Regions from separate parts of the Homo sapiens genome. Here region 1 is linked to region 2. Evidence: read pairs that join two places in POLR2A ChIA-PET (ENCODE). Cell type or tissue: OCI-LY7. All regions are shown on one strand. Each heading gives the region's core, and the rest is flanking DNA. Links, peaks and the distances in the headings are about the cores only. Region 1 has its middle 44 kb from the start of COQ2. Region 2 overlaps HELQ (helicase, POLQ like).

The links. Peaks named below come from ENCODE experiments on the same cell type or tissue, not always from the same donor. Only the 100,000 strongest peaks of a DNase experiment are listed, where the experiment ranks them.
Region 1: POLR2A ChIA-PET joins it to region 2 with 14 read pairs; 3 of 35 experiments call an interaction of 5 or more read pairs at or near these places.

What each region holds. Positions count from the first base shown.
Region 1 is chr4:83,235,522-83,246,357 of GRCh38, reverse strand. No RefSeq gene overlaps it. Among named protein-coding and RNA genes, the nearest start is that of COQ2, 44 kb to the left of the region's middle. RefSeq lists an enhancer at 10,769-10,818. In OCI-LY7, for the core only: no CTCF peak of the experiment used is centred there; DNase peaks (open chromatin) are centred at 5,237, 5,667 and 8,587; H3K4me3 peaks cover 1,556 bases; H3K27ac peaks cover 2,717 bases.
Region 2 is chr4:83,432,235-83,443,070 of GRCh38, reverse strand. HELQ (helicase, POLQ like) reads left to right here. Exons shown (of 18, transcript NM_133636.5): 7 at 1,668-1,766; 8 at 3,063-3,208; 9 at 5,974-6,213; 10 at 10,804-10,836. Among named protein-coding and RNA genes, the nearest start is that of HELQ, 18 kb to the left of the region's middle. In OCI-LY7, for the core only: a CTCF peak has its summit at 5,970; DNase peaks (open chromatin) are centred at 2,720, 5,610 and 6,170; H3K4me3 peaks cover 6,140 bases; H3K27ac peaks cover 6,545 bases.

The DNA of each region.
Region 1 (10,836 bases), core at 2,105-10,104, 200 kb after region 2:
AACTAGTTTACACTCCCACCAACAGTGTAAAAGTGTTCCTATTTCTCCACATCCTCTACAGCATCTGTTGCTTCCTGACTTTTTAATGATTGCCATTCTAACTGGTGTGAGATGGTATCTCATTGTGGTTTTGATTTGCATTTCTCTGATGACCAGTGATGATGAGCATTTTTTCATGTGTCTGTTGGCTGCATAAATGTCTTCTTTTGAGAAGTGTCTGTTCATATCCTTTGCCCACTTTTTGATGGGATTTTTTTTTTTGTAAGTTTGTGTAAGTTCTTTGTAGATTCTGGATATTAGCCCTCTGTCAGATGGGTAAATTGCAAAAATTTTCTCCCATTCTGTAGGTTGCCTGTTCACTCGGATGGTAGTTTCTTTTGCTGTGCAGAAGGTCTTTAGTTTAATTAGATCCCATTTGTCTATTTTGGCTTTTGTTGCCATTGCTTTTGGTGTTTTAGTCATGAAGTCCTTGCCCATGACTATGTCCTGAATGGTATTGCCTAGGTTTTCTTCTAGGGTTTTTATGGTTTTAGGTCTAACATTTAAGTTTTTAATCCATCTTGAATAAATTTTTGTATAAAGTGTGAGGAAGGGATCCAGTTTCAGCTTTCTACATATGGCTAGTCAGTTTTCCCAGCACCATTTATTAAATAGGGAACCCTTTCCCCATTTCTTGTTTTTGTCAGGTTTGTCAAAGTTCAGATGGTTGTAGATGTGTGGTGTTATTTCTGAGGCCTCTGTTGTGTTCCATTGGTCTATATCTCTGTTTTGCTACTAGTACCATGCTGTTTTGGCTACCATAGCCTTGTAGTGTAGTTTGAAGTCAGGTAGTGTGATGCCTCCAGCTTTGTTCTTTTTGCTTAGGATTGTCTTGGCAATGCAGGCTCTTTTTTGGTTCCATATCAACTTTAAAGTAGTTTTTTCCAATTCTGTGAAGAAAGTCATTGGTAGCTTGATGAAGATAGCCTTGAATCCATAAATTACCTTGGGCAGTGTGGCCATTTTCACGATATTGATTCTTCCTATCCATGAGCATGGAATGTTTTTCCATTTGTTTGTGTCCTCCTTTATTTCGTTGAGCTGTGGCTTGTAGTTCTCCTTGAAGAGGTCCTTCACATCCCTTGTAAGTTGGATTCCTGGGAATTTTATTCTCTTTGTAGCAATTGTGAATGGGAATTCACTCATGATTTTGCCATTTGTCTGTTATTGGTGTATAGGAATGCTTGTGATATTTGCACATTGATTTTATATCCTGAGACTTTGCTGAAGTTGCTTATCAGCTTAAGGAGATTTTGGGCTGAGAGGATGGGGTTTTCTAATTATACAGTCATGTCGTCTGCAAACAGAGACAATTTGACTTCCTCTTTTCCTATTTGAATACCCTTTATTTCTTTCTCTTGCCTGATTGCCCTGGACAGAACTTCCAACACTATGTTGAATAGGAGTGGTGAGAGAGGGCATCCTTGTCTTGTGCCAGTTTTCAAAGGGAATGCTCCCAGTTTTTGCCCGTTCAGTATGATATTGGCTGTGGGTTTGTCATAAATAGCTCTTATTATTTTGAGATATGTCCCATCAATACCTAGTTTATTGAGAGTTTTTAGTATGAAGGGATGTTGAATTTTGTGGAAGGCTTTTCTGCATCTGTTGGGAAAATCGTGTGGTTTTTGTTGTTTGTTTTGTTTATGTGATGGATTACATTTATTGATTTGCATATGTTGAACCAGCCTTGCATCCCAGGGATGAAGCCAACTTGATCGTGGTGGATAAGCTTTATGATGTGCTGCTGGATTTGGTTTGCCAGTATTTTATTGAGGATTTTCGCATCGATGTTCATCAGGGATATGGGTCTAAAATTCTCTTTTTTTGTTGTGTCTCTGCCAGGCTTTGGTATCAGGATGATGCTGGCCTCATAAAATGAGTTAGGGAGGATTCCCTCTTTTTCTATTGATTGGAATAGTTTCAGAAGGAATGGTACCACCTCCTCTTTGTACCTCTGGTAGAATTCAGCTGTGAATCCATCTGGTCCTGGACTTTTTTTGGTTGATAGGCTATTAATTATTGCCTCACTTTCAGAGCCTGTTATTTGTCTATTCAGAGACTGAACTTCTTCCTAGTTTAGTCTTGGGAGGGTGTATGTGTCCAGGAATTTATCCATTTCTTCTAGATTTTCTAGTTTATTTGCGTAGAGGTGTTTATAGTATTCTCCAATGGTAGTTTGTATTTCTGTGGGATTGGTGGTGATATCCCCTTTATCATTTTTATTGCATCTATTTGATTCTTCTCTCTTTTCTTCTTTATTAGTCTTACTAGCGGTCTATCAATTTTGTTGATCTTTTCTAAAAACCAGCTTCTGGATTCATTGATTTTTTGAAGGGTTTTTGTGTCTCTGTCTCCTTCAGTTCTGCTCTGATCTTAGTTATTTCTTGCCTTCTGCTAGCTTTTGAATTTGTTTGCTCTTGCTTCTCTAGTTCTTTTAATTGTGATGTTAGGGTGTTGATTTTAGATCTTTCCTGCTCTCTCTTGTGGGCATTTAGTGCTATAAATTTCCCTCTACACACTGCTTTAAATGTGTCCCAGAGATTCTGGTACATTGTGCCTTTGTTCTCGTTGGTTTCAAAGAATATCTTTATTTCTGCCTTCATTTTGTTATTTACCCAGTAGTCATTCAGGAGCAAGTTGTTCTGTTTCCATGTAGTTGTGTGGTTTCGAGTGAGTTTCTTAATCCAGAGTTCAAATTTGATTGCACTGTGGTCTGACAGTTTGTTGTGATTTCTGTTCTTTTATATTTGCTGAGGAGTGCTTTACTTCCAACTATGTGGTCAATTTTTGAATAAGTGCAATGTGGTGCTGAGAAGAATGTATATTCTGTTGATTTGGGGTGGAGAGTTCTGTGGATGTCTATTAGGTCAGCTTGGTGCAGAGCTGAGTTCAAGTCCTGGATATCGTTGTTAACCTTCTGTCTCGTTGATCTGTCTAATATTGACAGTGGGGTGTTAAAGTCTCCCATTATTATTGTGTGGGAGTCTAAGTCTCTTTGTAGGTCTTTAAGGACTTGCTTTATGAATGTGGGTGCTCCTGTATTGCATGCATAGATATTTAGGATAGTTAGCTCTTCTTGTTGAATTGATCCCTTTACCATTATGTAATGGCCTTCTTCGTCTCATTTGATCTTTGTTGGTTTAAAGTCTGTTTTATCAGAGACTAGGATTGCAAACCCTGCTTTTTTTTGCTTTCCATTTGCTTGGTAGATCTTCCTCCATCCCTTTATTTTGAGCCTGTGTGTGTCTCTGCACGTCAGATGGGTCTCCTGAATACAGCACACTGATGGGTCTTGACTATCCAATTTGCCAGTCTGTGTCTTTTAACTGGGGCATTTAGCCCATTTACATTTAAGGTTAATAATGTTATGTGTGAATTTGATCCTGTCATTATGATGTTAGCTGGTTATGATGTTAGCTGCGCATTAGTTGATGGAATTTCTTCCTAGCATCAATGGTCTTTACAATTTGGCATGTTTTTGCAGTGGCTGGTACCGGTTGTTCCTTTCCATGTTTAGTGCTTCCTTCAGGAGCTCTTGTAAGGCAGGCCTGGTGGTTACAAAATATCTCAGCATTTGCTTCTCTGTAAAGGATTTTATTTCTCCTTCACTTATGAAGCTTAGTTTGGCTGGATATGAAATCCTGGGTTGAAAATTCTTTTCTTTAAGAATGTTGAATATTGGCCCCCACTCTCTTCTGGCTTGTAGAGTTTCTGCCGAGAGATCCGCTGTTAATGTGATGGGCTTCCCTTTGTGGGTAACCCGACCTTTCTCTCTGACTGCCCTTAACAGTTTTTCCTTCATTTCAACTTTGGTGAATCTGACAATTTTGTGTCTTGGGGTTGCTCTTCTCAAGGAGTATGTTTGTGGTGTTGTCTGTATTTCCTGAATTTGAATGTTGGCCTGCCTTGCTAGGTTGGGGAAGTTCTCCTGGATAATATCCTGAAGAGTGTTTTCCAACTTGGTTCCATTCTCCCTGTCACTTTCAGGTACACCAATCAAACGTAGATTTGGTCTTTTCACATAGTCCCATATTTCTTGGAGGCTTTGTTCATTTCTTTTTACTCTTTTTTCTCTAAACTTCTCCTCTCACTTTATTTCATTAATTTGAACTTCAATCACTGATACTCTTTCTTCCACTTGATTGAATTGACTACTGAAGATTGTTCATGTGTCACGTAGTTCTCATGCCATGGTTTTCAGCTCCATCAGGTCATTTAAGTTCTTCTCTACACTGTTTATTCTAGTTAGCCATTTGTCTAATCTTTTTTCAAGGTTTTTAGCTTCCTTGCAATGAGTTCAAACATCCTCCCTTAGCTCGGAGAAGTTTGTTATTACTGACCTTCTGAAGCCTACTTCTGTCAACTCGTCAAAGTGATTCACTGTCCCGCTTTGTTCCGTTGTTGGCGAGGAGCTGCAATCCTTTGGAGGAGAAGAGATGCTCTGGTTTTTAGAATTTTCAGCTTTTCTGCTCTGGTTTCTCCCCATCTTTGTGGTTTTATCTACCTTTGGTCTTTGGAGTTGGTGACCTACAGATAGGGTTTTGGTGTGGATGTCCTTTTTGTTGATGTTGATGCCATTCCTTTCTGTTTGTTAGTTTTCCTTCTAACAGTCAGGTCCCTCAGCTGCAGGTCTGTTGGAGTTTGCTGGAGGTCCACTCCAGACCCTGTTCCCCTGGGTATCACCAGCAGAGGCTCAGTTGGAAATGCAGAAATCACCCGTCTTCTGCATCAATCACACTGTGAGCTGCAGGCCAGAGCTGTTCCTATTTGGCCAGCTTGGAATGGGAAAAACTCTTTTTTTTTTTTTTTTTTTACCCCATTTATTCCTTTATGTAGGAAGACTGATAGTTAAATGTCTAAAAGACAGACAACAGATAAAAGGCAAGAGAAAAGTAATTTTTTTTTATCCTGGCATCACAGGCTTAATCATGTCAAGTTTCAAAACAACCCCAGCAGTCATCTGACCCTGTTCCTGCAGTTACCTAGTGGAAGGGTAGTGTCAAGAGTGATAAAAGTGTAAGAATATTTACCTGTGGTTTCCTTCTTAAAATAAAGTGGAAGCCAGGCACAGTGGCTCACACCTGTAATGCCAGAGCTTTGGGAGGCCAAGGCAGGATGATCCGTTGCAGTCAGGGTTTCAAGACCAACCTGGACAACATAGCAAGACCTCATTTCTACAAAAATTTAAAAATTCGCTGGGTGAGGTGATGCATGCCTGTAGTCCTAGCTACTTGGGAGGCTGAAGCAGGAAGATTGCTTGAGCTCAGTTGTTTGAGGTTACAGTGAGCTATGATTGCTTAACTATACTCCAACCAGGACAACAGAGTAAGACTCTGTCTTTAAAAAAAAATTAATTAATTAATTAATTAATTAAAACAATAAAATAAAGTGAAGAAGATTCAAAGTTCCACTATCTACAGGTCTGTCAGGAGAAACAGATAATAGAGAAATGATAACAGCCGGTACCCACAGAGTGCTACTTACTACATGCCAGGTGCTGTCCTAAGCACTTTACATCTGCGAACTCATTATTCAGTTGAGGGAACTGAAAGAATCTTCGCTTTCAACCGTCAGTTATATTGCCTTTTCACAGGCAAGGCAATTGCAGTTATGTTGCAATTTTCAATTGCATCTGCAATCAGATGCAAAGGAATTGCTAAAGACTCAGTAGTTGAGGGCTATATTTTGAGCCAGGACCAAAGCAAAGAACTACTTTCATTTATAATAAGGGCCCAGATGCAGGAAGTAGACATCTCAGACAGTGTGGTGTGAGAGCAGTGTGGGATGGCAAAAAGAGGATCCAGGCCATCCTGGAAATAGTCCTTTGGCCACAGAAGTTAATTGTTACCATCAGTGCCTTAGAAAGTAAGAAGTAGTGACTGACATCAGGACTCCAAAACTGGGTAAAGTTCAGAATAGATGCAGTCATTCTTCTTTTGTCATCTTCACGAAATCCTGAATTATGAAATTCCTCTGGGAATATTTATATGTTGATACCTGCACAAAATAGACCCTACGTGATAATAATCATCTCTATTTTGGTGCATAGTTTTCTGTATTTCCTGTGTGCATGTGTGTGTATGTGCACACACGTGTTTGCGTGTGTGCATGTGTATGTGAGTGTATGTGTGTGGTGTGAATGTTTTCAATATGCATCAAGGGCCTGGACAATGTGATATATGCGTGTTTGTTACTTTTAATCTAGAAATAGGAATTTAGCATTTGAAGTGCCCTAATCAGGAATATACTCTCCAGGATAGGTTTGAAATGTTTTTCTCAGGTCTCCACATTCCAGAGGACCTGTTACAAGTGGTTTGACTATTGCTATCTCAATGTACTAGTTGTTAATATACTTTTAAAATGATAGAAATAGTTTTCAGTTGGCAAAATGTGCGATGTTTAAAATATGTGGATTAGCCAGGCACAGTGGCATGTGTGTGTGATCCTTCTCAGGTGTCTGAGGTGGGAGGATTCCTTAAGCACAGGAGGTTTTTGTCTGTTTTTGATTTGTTTTTGTTTTGTAGAGAAGGTGTCTTGCTATGTTGTACAGGCTGGTCTCAAACTCCTGGCCTCAAGAGATCCTCGTGCCTTGGCCTCCCAAAACACTGGGATTATAGGAATGAACCACCATGGCCAGCCAAGCCCAGAAGTTTGAATCCTGCCTGGGCAACATAGCAAGACCCCATCTCTAAGAAAATAAAATAAACTTAAATTTAAAAAATAAAATGTGTGAGGCCGGGTGCGGTGGCTCACGCTTGTAATCCCAGCACTTTGGGAGGCTGAGGCAGGCAGATCACGGGGTCAGGAGATCGAGACCATCCTGGCTAACACGATGAAACCCCATCTCTACTAAAAATACAAAAAATTAGCCAGCATGGTGGCAGGCGCCTGTAGTCCCAGCTACTCGGGAGGCTGAGACAGGAGAATGGCGTGAACCCAGGAGGCAGAGGTTGCAACGAGCTGAGACCACGCCACTGCACTCCAGCCTGGGCGATAGAGCGAGACTCCGTTTCAAAATAAATAAATAAATAAAAATAAAATAAAATATTTGGATTAATTAGCAATACTGTAGAAGAATCTGTGTCCTTATATGTATAGAAGTGCATAAAATTTATGAGCCCAGCAGCCTATCTATATCTTTCAGAGTGGTCTTTGTGGCTCAGGCTCTGATTTGGACCTGAAGATTCTGCTACCTATTCTGAATAGTAAGTGAGCTTAACTTGGCTCTAGAATATTATTGCATCTGCCTTGATTAATTCTTTCCTGCAAGATACTTGGCAGTGTGCCAATGGTGGAGACAACCAGTTTTCTACCAAATAGTCCATTCTCCTCTTCTTCTTAGGTGCTTGGCTACACCACCCAATCCAGCTCACCTAACAGATAGCTGTATTCATGTGGCTAAGTTTCACCTGATGGCATGTGAGTAGAAGAATGTATACCTAGATTTCTGGGCCTACACCTTAAGAACATGAATATGCCTATTCTGAGTTCTTGTTCCCTTCTTGCCATTTGGTTGGCTAGAACTTTGCTATGCAGACAACAAAAGGCCCAGAGAGTAGTGCAGAATCACGTTGGAAGGAACCTGAGCCCCTGAGTGGCTCATGAAGCAGACCACCTGCCACCTTGGAACATTCACCTTGGACTGTTGCTTTAAACCACTGTATTATTATTACAGCAGCTTTTCCTTATCTCATCCGATACAGTGCCTAAGGGACTGAGCTGAGCTTGTAAGAAGAGCACGCCTGCTTGCTAATGATTACAGCGGTAGCAGAATTCCATCTAGGGCTGGATACCAAGGTAACATGCAAACATTTAGTGAGTCTGGGGGGAACAGCAACACAAAGCCCTACCCTACCTCTTACTTTTAGAGGCCTTCAACATCTCCCAGTAAGAATCTAACAGGTGTTTAAAAATGCAGATTTTGTTCACAGCTAATATTATACACTACAGTGAAAATGGAAAGCCTTTCTTCTAAGATCAGAACAACGCAGAGATGTCCATTCTTGCCACCTCTATTCAACATAGTATTGGAAATCCTAGCTACAGCAATTAGGCAAGAGAAAGAAATAAAAGACATTCCCCAAATAGGAAAGGGAGAAGTTAAATTACACCTGTTTGCCAATAACGTGTCCTTATATATAGAAAACCCCAGAGACTCCACCAAAAAACTGTTAAGATAAACAAATACAGTAAAGTTGTAGGATCCAAAATCAACACACAAAAATCAGTACACTGAAAACTATTTAAAAAATAATTAGAAAAATAGAAGACACAAATAAATGGAAAGATAGCTCATGCTCATGGACTGGAAGGATTAAAGTTGTTAAAACGTCCATATTACCCAAAGTGATCTATACAATGGAATACTATTCATCTACGTCTGGGTGCCTTAGACTGCAGAATTATCTGCCCAAACCACTTGGAGCCTATTTACAGGGCTAGTACATTCTCTTTCCTGATTAAGTCCTCCTAAGGGCAGACTGCACAGCTGGAGTACACAACCCTAATGGCTAAGGATGCCCAGGGGACACACATTTTATGAAGTGGGTGTGGTTAGAGCTTAGCTATGCAGCATCAGGTGTCCACACATGTGTCCACAAAGCCCTTTGTAGTGTAGGATGGGGCATAGGTAGAAATAAAAGAGGAAATGCCCTCAGACCAGGGATGGGCAGCCAGGGAGCCAGCTGTCTCCATAATCTGGAGACCCCAAGAAGTCTGAGAATTCTAAATAGGAACCTGCCCTTCCAGGTTATTATAAAAGTGTATTTGTCAAGATGTGAGGGTAGAACATATTTTATTTAACAGTTCGTTACAAATATTTAGACCTGGCCGGGCACGGTAGCTCACACCTGTAATCCCAGCACTTTGGGAGGCACCTTTGCCCTAAGGGCCTTCAGCAGAGGCATTTCCACCAATGAACAAGTCATCAGTGTTACCCTGCGTCCTACTTACCATCTTTCCCTCCAACTCCAGGCAAGCCTGTCTGCAATCTCCCAAATCTTATACATGTTGAACTATTGTGGCTGATGATGCCAGGGTAGGTAATCATGAGAGCAGCTAAAGGGAGACCATGGTGTTGCTAACTTAGCAGAAGCCTGGAGCTCAGAGCGAGTGCAGGGTAGCCAGAGTGGCACTGGGTGGGGAAGTGGGTGGAAATGCGGGATTGCTTTCTTGATTTCTTTTTAATTAGTTCATCCTGGTTATATAGAAACTACCAATTTTTGTATATTGGTTTTTGTATCCTTCAACTTTACTGGATTTACTTATCATTTGTAAGACTTTTTTGGTAGTCTTTAGGTTTTTCTAAGTATAAGATCATGTCATCTGTAAAGAGAGACACTTTCACTTCTTTTCCAACTTGGATTATGTCCTTATTTCTTCCTCTTTCCTAATCGATCAGGCTAGGACTTCCAGCACTATGTTGAATAAGAATAGTAAAGGTGAGCATCATTGTCTTATTCCAGTTCTTAGAGGAAAGGCTTTTAGCTTTTCCCCAGGTGGTATGATGTTAGCTGTGGGTTTGTCATATATGGCTTTTGTTATTTTGAGGTATGTTTCTTTTACGCCTAACTTGTTGAGACGTTTTATCATGAAGGATGTTAAATTTTATCAAATGCTTTTTCTGTGTTTATTGAGATGATCATATGGTTTTTGTCCTTCCTTTGGTTAATGTATCACATTTATTGATTTGCATATGTGGAACCATTTTTTGCATTCCTGGGATAAATCCCACTTGATCATGGTGTATTATATTTTTGATGGTTGTTAGATTTAGTTTGCTAGTATTTTGATGAGGATTTTTACATCTATGTTCCTGAGAGATATTTTTCTCTCATAGTTTTCTTTTTTTGTGTGTCCTTGTCTGGTTTTAGCATCAGGTAATGCTGGCCTTACAGAATGAGTTAGAAAGATTTCCCTCCTCTTTAATTTTTTGGAATGATTTGAGAAGAATTAGTGTTAGTTCTTTATAAGCTTGATAGAATTCAGCAATAAAGTGATCCAGTTCTGGGCCTTTCTTTGTGGGGAGAGTTTTTATTATGATGTAATCTCATTATTGGTCTGTTGAGGTTTTCTGTTTCTTCCTGGTTTAATCTTAGAAGGTAGTATGTTTCCTGGTATTTAATCAATTCCCTCTAGGTTTCCTAGTTTTTGAGCATATAGTTGTTCATAATTCTCGCTGATGACCTTTTGCATTTCTGGTGTCTGTTGTCATGTCTCCTTTTTCATTTCTGATTATGTTTATTTGGATCTTATCTCTTCTTGGTTATTCTAGCTAGCAGTTTATCAATTTTGTTTTTCTTTGCAAAGAACCAACTTTTTGTTTCATTGATCTTTTGTCTCTTTCATTATTTATCATTGCGGTTTGGTGGTTTTCTGTAGTGGTAACATTTGATTCCTTTCTCTTTCTCATTTGTGTATCTGCTATGCCAGTGAGTTTTACAGTCTTATGTGTTTTCTTGATGGTAGACATCATCCTTTCTGTCATGTGTGTCCATGTGAAGAGACCACCAAACAGGCTTTGTGTGAACAACAAGGCTGTTTATTTCACCTGGGTACAGGCGGGCTGAGTCCGAAAAGAGAGTCAGCAAAGGGAGATGGGGTGGGGCTGTTTTACAGGATTTGGGTGGGTAGTGGAAAATTACAGTCAAAGGGGGTTTTTCTCTTATGGGCAGGGGCGGGGGTCACAAGGTGCTCAGTGGGGGAGGTTCTGAGCCAGGAGGAGGAATTTCACAAGGTTAATAGTTCAGTTAAGGTGGGGCAGGAACAAATCGCAATGGTGGAATGTCATCAGTTAAG
Region 2 (10,836 bases), core at 2,149-10,148:
ATTTACATATAAACTCCTCAACAGCAGCATTCCCAAAATGCTTGAAGAAAGTAAACAAATGTAATTTGTGGTTATTTGAAAATAGCTTGTAATGTATATATATTTTTGTGTGCACTACTAGTGTGTATGTTTTGTGCCTCAATAGTTTTTCAGTGTCTAAATAGGTTTTCAGAAAATATTTTTTTAATTGCCAAATTTTAATTTGAAATTTGATGTTTTAGCTGGGTGCAGTGGCTCACACCTGCAATGCCAACACTTTAAGAGGCCGGGGCATGAGAATTGCTTGAGTCCAGGAGTTCAAGACCAGCCTGGGCAACATGGCGAGACCCCTGTCTCTACAAAAAATTAAAAAATTAGGGCAGCCAGGCGCGGTGGCTCACACCTGTAATCCCAGCACTTTGGGAGGCCGAGGTGGGCAGATCACGAGGTCAAGAGATCGAGACCATCCTGGCCAACATGGTGAAACCCCGACTCTACTAAAAAATACAAAAATTAGCAGGGCATGGTGACGCACGCCTGTAGTCCCAGCTACTCTGGAGGCTGAGGCAGGAGAATCGCTTGAACCCAGTGGGGCGAAGGTTGCAGCAAGCCGAGATTGCGCCACTGCACTCCAGCCTTGCAAGAGAGAGAAAAAAAAAATTAGAGCATATTAGCACTCACATATAGTCCCAGCTACTTGAGAGGGTGAGATGGGAGGATCACTTAAGCCCAGAAGGTTGAGGATACAGTAAGCTGTGTTTGTGCCGCTACACCCCAGCCTGGACTACAGAGTGAGACCCTGTCTCAAAAAAAAAAAAAAAAAAAAAAAAATTGATGTTTTTACATTTGAACCAGATAGGAACATTTTCAAGAGATATTTTTTAACTTAATTGCCACAGTAGACATTGTTATTGTTATTATAAAATGCAATGAGCTGTGTTTACAAACTGTTTTTGTCGACAAATAAAGAAAAATAGTGTGGTGGTATTTAGAATTAAAACTGATGAATAATAAGACAGAAAGTTTTGGCTGGACACGGTGGCTCATGCATGTAATCCTAGCACTTTGAGAGGCTGTGGCAAGAGGATCGCTTGAGCCCAGGAGTTCAAGACCAGCCTCAGCAACATAGAGGAACCCCATCTCTATAAAAATTAGCCTGGCGTGGTAGCGCATGCCTGTCATCCCAGCTACTCAGGAGGCTGAGGTAGGAGGATAGCATGAGCCCTGGAGGTTGAGGCTGCAGTGGGCTGTGATCATGCTACTGCACTCCAAGCCTGGGTGATAGAGTGAGACCCTGTCTCAAAAAAAAAAAAAAAAAAAAGACAAAGTTTTAGATCTTGAGACATAAAACAGATGATACCTTAGTAAAAGTTAAGAACACCAAGACTCACACTTTTTGTGACAAATACAGAAGTGTGTGGTTTCTTTTTTGGATATGATGTTTACTGAATTCAAACATATTTCTTCAAGGATATTGATCTCTATTTTGATTTTAAGGGAAAAAGAGACCAAAACAGAAGAAGAAGAAATGGTAAAGCAAGAACTTTTAAGTTGAAGCATGTTTTATGTATCTTAGAAAAGCTAAACTCTTTTATAGCTGTCCTTTCTTAACCTATTTTACAATATTTAAAACACTGGAAAGATGAATTTATATGTCGTATTAATTGCAAATGTCCTTTTAATTCAAGGTTGAGTTAAAAGAATATCTGAAAATAAATGATACAATATATGAAGTTGACAGCAAAGCTGAGAATGGCATGACTTTTTCACGTCTTCTTAATTATAAGGTAACATTGATAACATTTAAATTCCAGGTTACCAGACTTTGTGTCTGGGGCACAACAAGAGTTTCCAATGGATTCCGTAGAATAGTCTAGATTTTTCAGAGAAACAGCTGATGCTTGACATTTGTTGGACACCATGCAGACTGCCAGTTCAAGATAGCTCGTTTCCAGTTTCAACATTAGATCACACCATATTCTTTTCTATGACATCATATCTTTGTGAAGTTGGGGTTTTTACAGTTGCTGTAAGCAAGTACCGTGTGAAAATCAATCTGGAACAGAAGAGAATAGCTGTGTCCAGTCTTATTTCAGATTTTGAAAGACAGTACCAAGTTGTGCACACATCCCATTAGTGAGCTGTTGTGGTTATTTAAGAATGAAATAAAAATATTTTTTCACTCAACTGATGTGTATTATTTATTCTAACAGCTACTAAATTGTGAGGAAGTACGTATTTATTAAGTTGTTTGGACCTCACTATTTAATTAACAAAACTGTAAAGTATTTCTTTGGGCCCTGGGGCTGTGAACAAAGAAAATTTGGAAAACTCTCCTGTAAATGTTTATTCATACAACAACAACAACAAAAGAATAATTTATGGACCATGTAGTTCAGATATTGGTGTATAAAATGTTAATGTCTACTATGTAAATTTTAGTGTTTTATGACTTGTATGAAGGATATTAAAAAGGGGAAGAAGGGATTATACAGTAGTTTTAGAATTCTGTGAAGATGTGTTATTCTACAGCTATGTCTTTAGTAAAGTTGAAGAAATAGATTTTAAATAACTTCACATTTTTTCTTCATGTTCTTTGTGTTCCTCATGTGACTACAAAAATTGTCATAATTCAGTAGTATGATTGAATCTGTGTTTTTGAAAACTTAATGGTTGTAAAGGGCATGTCTTATTTACACAGTCCGTTAACTATTATTAGGATCAATCTGTGTTTCTCTCTGTGGACTTTTTTGTTCTGCTGTGGTGGAGATGGGCATGTAGTGAGGCTATTAATAACATTAACTATTTTCACTTCTTTAATTTTCTTTAATTCACTTGTTTAATTCTAGGTTTTTTTTTAGACTAACTAGACCTAAGAAAATCATAATAACCTAAAAGAAAAGTGAGATTGAACATTTTGATGTTTAATATAGATTTCATCTTTTCTTTTAAATGATCAGATTTATTAAATTAGAAGTTTAGAATTATAGATGGTTTATTTACCTTTCAAATCACACTGGTAAAAAATTGACAGGGTTTCATGTTTACTAACCACTTTGTTCCTACATCTTGTTGTTTTGCAGTATTCTGATACCCTAAAAAAGATGGATCCTGATCACTTGGTAGCATTGGTGACAGAAGTTATTCCCAATTATTCCTGCTTAGTTTTTTGTCCTAGTAAGAAGAACTGTGAAAATGTAGCAGAAATGATATGCAAATTTTTAAGCAAGTATGTTAATATTTTTTAAATAGCCTGTTTTATTTTTATTAGGAATTACAGACTATGTATTAATTTTATTGGGCAAACACTAATTATGCCTTGCAAAACATCATATTAAGTTGTTTTAGTATACTGAAGGCCTTGACCTTGAAGAAAGAAATTTTAACTGTGAAAAATCACATGTGAAATAGCCAGAGAAACATTCTAAGGTGGCTGGGCACCATGGCTCATGCCTGTAATCCCAGCACTTTGGGAGGCCGAGGTGGGTGGATCACTTGAGGTCAGGAGTTTGAGACGAGCCTGGCCAACACGGTGAAACCCCATCTCTACTAAAAATACAAAAAATTAGCTGGGTGTGGTGCCTTGCACCTATAATCCCAGCTACTGGGGAGGCTGAGACATGAGAATCTGTTGGACCCGGGAGGCGGAGGTTGCAGTTAGCTGAGATCGCACTACTGCACTCCAGCCTGCGTGACACAGCGAGACTCCATCAAAAAAAAAAAAGAAGACCAGGCACGGTGGCTCATGCCTGTAATCCCAGCACTTTGGGAAGCCAAGGTGTGCGGATCATGAGGTCAGGAGTTCAAGACCAGCCTGGCCAACATAGTGAAATCCTGTCTCTACTGAAAATACCAAATTAGCTGGGTGTGGTGGCGTGCACCTGTAGTCCTAGCTACTCGGGAGGCTAAGGCGGGAGAATCACTTGAACCTGGGAGGCAGAGGTTGCAGTGAGCTGAGACCACACCATTGCACTCCAGCCTGGGTGACAGAGGGAGACTCAGTCTCAAAAAGAAAAGGAAAAAAAAAAGACAAAACCCTAAGACTATATGTATGAGAATGTTAAGTAATATTAGGTCAGTGATTCAAAACCTTGGGTGCATAGTGAATCATCTTGGAGGCTTTTAAAAATTCCAAAGTCCAGGCTACATCTTAGACAAATCAGAATCTCTGGGAGTGACACCCAGATATCATTTTGTAAAGCTCCCCAGGCAAGTCCAACATATAGCCAAGGACAGGAACAACTGGCTTAGTCAGTCAAAGGACTAATCACTGTTACCACTGTGGAAATGAATTGTATCTTCCATTGCCTTTTTTTCTCTTTTCCTTTTTTTTTTTTTTTTTTCCTGAGACAGGGTCTCACTCTGTCACCTATGCTGGAATGCAGTAGCACAAATTCAGCTAGCTCACTGCAGCCTCTGTCTCCTGGGCTCAAGTGATCCTCCTACCTCAGCCTCCCAAGTAGCTGGGACTACAGGCACACACCACCACTCCCAACTAATTTTTTGTAATTTTCATGGAGATAGTATTTCACCATGTTGCCCAGGCTGGTTTCGAACTCCTGAGCTCAAGCAATCCGCCCCCCATAGCCTCCCAAAGTGCTGGAATTACAGGCGTGAGCCACTGCGCCTGGCCTGCCTTTGTTTTCTTAGTAAACTTCACACTTAGTTGTATGGACATTTGGATATAATTTCCTGAGTAAGAAATGTGTTGTCTTATAATTTTGTAGTATCTTAATATTGGCTCTGTCGTATTCATAGAGATAAGTATGAAGTTACTTTAACTACTAACAGTTCAGTTTTTTATACACCTGTTTGTCCCATGTGTGGTTTTATCATTTTCTGAGATTTCTTTCAGCCCCTTAGCTAATGCTGTATCACTATTCATAGTCTATTAACCTGAATGCTAATCTAGTCAACCTCTACCTCCTCTTTCAATCCTACTATCATGGATTGGTCTAAGATAGACTTAAATTTATTGAATAGCAAAATATAAAAATGTTTGGAATAAGATGAAGGAGTTGCTCATTTTGGTAACAGTCTGCTTTTACAATGATTTTGATTATAAAAGCTTAAGGAAATTAAATTATCATTAAAAAAATTCTCAGTAAATCATTCATTTTCTTAGAGTAATTCAAGGTAATAAGATGGAGACACTGGCTAAGTGATGGAAACATTGTAGGATGTGAAGTTTCTAAAGTGCAAGTGTTTAGGCAGTGTTTTACCATGGAAGTATGATTTAATAATATGTATGTTTCCATCTTCAGAAAAGAAAATTTATGTCTTTAAAAAAACTATCCCCTATAAAGATATATGTTATAAAGAAAAAAACAGTTATAACATCCAGAGCAAAGGTCTAAACCTGGTGTCCATGGATTCAAAGGAAGTACAGGAATGAATTTTAGGAAATCCACGAACCCTCTGAAATTATATGTAAAGTGTTGTATTTATGTAAATAGTTATATTTTTCCTTTTTTTTTTTTTTTTTTTTAGACAAGGCTTTGCTCTTTCACCCAGGCTGGTAGGTTCATAGCTCATTGCAACCTCAAACTCCCGGGTTCAAGCAATCATCCCACCTCATCCTCCCCCATAGCCTGGAACTGCAGGTGCATGCACCACCATGCCCGGCTAATTTTTGTTATTTTTTGTAGAGGTGGTCTTGCTTCACTGCCCAAGCTGATCTTGAACTCTTGGGCTCAAGCAATCCTTCTGCCTCTACCTCCCAAAGTGCTGAGATTACAGGCATGAGCCATCGCATTTCGCCTTTCCTTAGTTTTGATAAGATTTTCACAGGGTTCTGTAATCCACAAAAAGATTGAGAGACTGCCTAATAGTTAATGAAGTCAGAATCAAAATTCTAAGAACATTTAATGTACTTAACTCAATGGAAATAGTACATTAAAGAATGTTTACATTAGCATCTACTAAAATGAAAATGGTAGAAATTTTGTCACTAAAAGATCAAGGGCTCATATTTCTAACAGATCTTTTTCATAGGGAATATCTGAAACATAAGGAGAAAGAAAAATGTGAGGTGATTAAGAACTTGAAGAATATTGGCAATGGCAACCTGTGTCCTGTTTTAAAGCGCACTATCCCATTTGGAGTTGCCTATCACCACAGTGGCTTAACAAGTGATGAAAGGAAACTCTTGGAGGAGGCCTACTCCACAGGAGTGCTCTGTCTTTTTACCTGCACATCTACCCTAGCGGCAGGTGTCAACCTACCAGCTCGAAGGTAAGAGATAAGTAAGTGTTGACCAGGCTCAGAACTTTTCCATTTCTAGCTTGCGAGGAGTTTTGTTGTTTTATGCTTTCTCAGTAGTGGATGAGAATTTATCAAATGTTCTTTTAGCATATGCTGAGTTGATTGGTTGGTTTATTTTCTTTAATATTTTAATGAATATGTAATGAAATATGTAATGAAAAATAACGTTAATAGATTTCTTGATATTAGAATTCCATCCTTTCTGCTCTTTATATCTGGTTTTGATGTTAGGGTCTATTAATCTGGTTTTGTAGAAATAGTTGGCAAGTGTTTTACCTTTTTTATGATATGAAAGAGTTTATTTAACATAGAGATTTCCTTGAAATCTTGGAGAGCTGATCCATAGGCAATTTGTGTCTAATATATGTATTTTAAAGCAGGCCCTTGATTACCTTTCCAGTTATTACCAAAGGTGTAGGCCTGTGTAATTGACTTCTCCCCTTTATAATTTATGATCATGGGGTATTTTGCTAATAAATGATCAATTTTTATAAACTTTCCATGAGTGTTTAAAAAAATATGTATTTTCAGTTGAATATGCAGTTTTGTACATCTCAGCGAGATCACAGAGGTTCATTGTGTTATCGGCTTCTCTATTTTCTTACTATATTTGATTCCTTGGTCTATCAATTTCAGAGAAGTGTGTTAGTCTCCCACTTTAATTATGTAGTTATCAGTTTCTCCTTTTTGCATCTCTAGAAGTTATTACTTTTTATATTTCAAAACTATTTAGATATACAAAGGTTTACTTCAAATATCTTATTGCCGAATTATACCTTTTATCAATACAATAAATACTTGTTTTTCTCATTTAATAATTTTGCTTTGAATACCAGGACTCATTTTTTTTTTTTGCCACGTATGTACCTTTTTCCATTCTTTTATTTTCAATTTCTGTCTCTCATTAAGTTTTCCATTTTTCAGACAATTGAAGAAAAAAATGAAAGTTATATATCCTGTTTCTATTATTCCAGTGGTTACTCTTAAAATTTTAAGTTGTAACCAAACATTTTTTATTACTTTAGAATTAATCAATAACTGTCCTCTCCTGAACATAAAAAGAGGCTTAGCATGTCCTTAGTATATTCTACTCTGCCCCATGAATGTTGCAATTACTTAGAATTTTAGTGCCAGATTTAAACATTTTCTTTCATCTTATGTAGTATTTAAACTTACCTGTAAATCATACTTCTTTTTTGCTTACCACTGCCTCTTATATCCCACATCTTTCTTCTCTGATTTTTTTTTTTTTAATTTTGCCTTCCTTGAGTAATCCTTTTTAGAATACCGCTTTAGGGGGTAAAACATTTTGACTCTTTGCATAGTTGAAGATATCTGTATTTTGGCCTCACACTTTTACACTTCACTAGCAAAAGAATTCTAGATTCAATTTTTTTCCTTTAGGGATTTTGTAAATATTGTTCCATATTTTCTAGAGGCCAATGTTGCTCATTTTTGTCTCTGCATGGATTTTCTGTTTTTCTTTTCCAGAAACTTTTAGACTTTTCTCTTTAACCTCCCAATTTTGTCATGGTGTATAATAATAGTTGTAATTACTACATTCCCCTCCCTTTCATGTAGTAACAACTTTACATGCATTGACTTGATACAGCTTCACAATAACTCTGTGAGGAAGGTCATATTTTATTACACACCTATTATAGAAGGGGAAACTGAGGCACTAAATAATTAAATAATTTTCCCAACTTTAAAAAGTTACATAACTTTTTCCCAACTCATTTTCCAACAAATGAGTTTTAAAGCCAGTGTTTGAACCCAGGAAGTTTGATTTTACAATCCCAACAGTACTACTTTTCATTCATAGGGCTTAGCACTTGGGTGGATGCTTTTAATCTAAGCTTTATGCCTTTCTTCTTTGAGTAATTTTTTTTCTGTTATTTCTTTTTCTTCCCATTATCTCTGTTCCTTGCTTTTATAATTTCACTTAGGCAGGGTTGAGGCCTCTTAGATTCAGCTTTCGTATCTCTTTTCTTACACATTTTTCAGAATGTGGAAGAATGTAAGCACACGTTTGTGCCATGTAATTTTTTTCAACTTTACCTTCCATATCAAAAAATCAGTTTTTTTGTAATCCCAGCACTTTGGGAGGCAAAGGTAGGAGGATTGCTTGAGCCCAGGAGTTTGAGACCAGTCTGGACAACATAGCAAGACCTCATCTCTACTAAAAAATTAAAAACTTAGCTGGGCATGGTGGCATACACTTGTGATCCCAGCTGCTCGAGAGGCTGAGGTGGGAAGATTGCTTGAGCCCAGGACATCGAGGCTGCAGTTAGCTATGATTGTACCACTGCACTCCAGCCTGGGCAACAGTGAGACCCTGTCTCAAAAAAAAAAATGAGTTTTTAACTGATATCCATTAACTACATTAACTGTATCCATTAACTATTTTCATTCATTATTCAGTTCTTCAATTGAATTTTCTTTTTTGTGAGACAGAGTCTTACTCTGTTGCCCAGTGGCCAGGCTGGAGTGCAGTGGTGCGGTCTCGGCTCACTGCAACCTCTGTCTCCTGGGTTCAAGCGATTCTCCTGCCTCAGCCTCCCAAGTAGCTGGGATTACAGGCGCCCACCACCACACCTGGCTAATTTTTATATTTTTAGTAGAGTCGGGGTTTCGCCATGTTGGCCAGGCTGGTCTCAAACTCCTGACCTCAGGTGATCTGCCCACCGTGGCCTCCCGAAGTGCTAGATTGACAGGTGTGAGCCACCACACCTGGCCCTTCAAATTTTTTATGAATTTTTAAATAAAGTTAATTTTTTTTTATTTCTAAGAACTCTCTTTTGTTGTTCTTTCCTTATAATAGTCTACTCCTTTTTTTTTTTTTTTTGAGACAGAGTCTCGCTTTGTCTCCAGGTTGGAGTGCAGTGGCATGATATCTGCTCACTGCAACCTCTGCCTCCCGGGTTCAAGTGATTCTCCTGCCTCAGCCTCCCAAGTAGCTGGGATTACAGGCACACAACACAATGTTTTTTAGTTTTTGTGTTTTTAGTAGAGACGGGGTTTCACCATGTTGGCCAGGGTGGTCTTAATCTATTGACCTCGTGATCCTCCTGCCTTCGCCTTCCAAAGTGCTGGGATTTACAGGCATGAGCTACCACACACGGCCAATAGTCTACTCCTTTTTTTTTTTTTTTTTTTTTTGAGACGGAGTCTCGCTCTGTCACCCAGGCTGGAGTGCAGTGGCGCAATCTCCGCTCACTGCAAGCTCCGCCTCCTGGGTTCACACCAGTCTCCTGCCTCAGCCTCCTGAGTAGCTGGGACTACAGGCGCCTGCCACCACGACCAGCTAATTTTTTTATTTTTAGTAGAGACGGGGTTTCACTGTGTTAGCCAGGATGGTCTCCATCTCCTGACCTCGTGATCCGCCCCCCTCAGCCTCTCAAAGTGCTGGGATTACAGGCGTGAGCCACCACGCCCCGCCAATAGTCTACTCTTATATTGTGGATATAATACTCTTTGGAATTTTCTGTTAATGCTAATTAGGATTTTTAAAAGTTCTCTTCTGATCCCTATATTATCTGGTTTTGTGGTCACTTATTCTGTATATTCATGTTATGTTTCTTTTATGTTATTAGTTTTCTTCAAGTATTTGGTAATCTTTTCTGCATATGAGATTTATAAATAAAGAGGAAGTTGACTAGTATAGGTAAACAATAGGTTTTTTCTTCCCTTTGGATAAGAAAGCTGACTAACTGACTATAGACTTCTGTATATATGAACATAATTGAAATTGCTTTTTTTTTTTAAGAGATGGGGTTTCACTCTGTTGCCCAGGCTGGAGTGCAGTGATGTAATCACGATTTACTGCAGCCTCAACCTCCTAGGCTCAAGTGATCCTCCCACCTTAGCCTCCCAAGTATCTGGGACTACAGGGGCACACTACCATGCCCAGCCAGTTTTTTGTTGTTGTTGTTGTTGTTTTTGTAGAGACTGCATCTCACTATATTGCCCAAGCTGGTCTCAAACTCCTGGACTCAAGCAAACCTCCCACATCAGCCCTCCAAAGTGCTGGGATTACAGGCATGAGCCACTGAGCCTGGCTGAAATCACCATTTTTGTAGGTCAAAAACAGTTGACATCTGCAATTTTATACAGTTCAAAATAATAAAAATTCATAAATAGATATGTATATGTTAGTGGTGTATGGTCATATTTTTTATTTATGGAGTATAAAGTCCAAACGCTTTGGAGACTACTGCTACAGATTGATCATAGGCATTGCAGCTGGGCAGACTTGAGTTCAAATGATAGCTCTGGTAATTACTAATTTTTTAGTTTAGGATAAGTCAGTTAACTGAGTTGTAATTAATTCCTTTATAAAAATGAAATAAAAAAGTATATTATAACTAAGAGTTTTGTAAGAATTATAGATAATATGTGTAAAAACCTAAGAAATCATAGATTCTTGGTAAACACTAGTTACCTATTATTTTGTGTTAGTATGTCATTAAATTTAATATCACAAATATATAATGAAATTAAGAATTTTTTAAATTGGTGCTGTTTGCTGTAGAGTATCATTTTTCATTAATTCCACAGAGTTATTTTAAGAGCTCCCTATGTTGCTAAGGA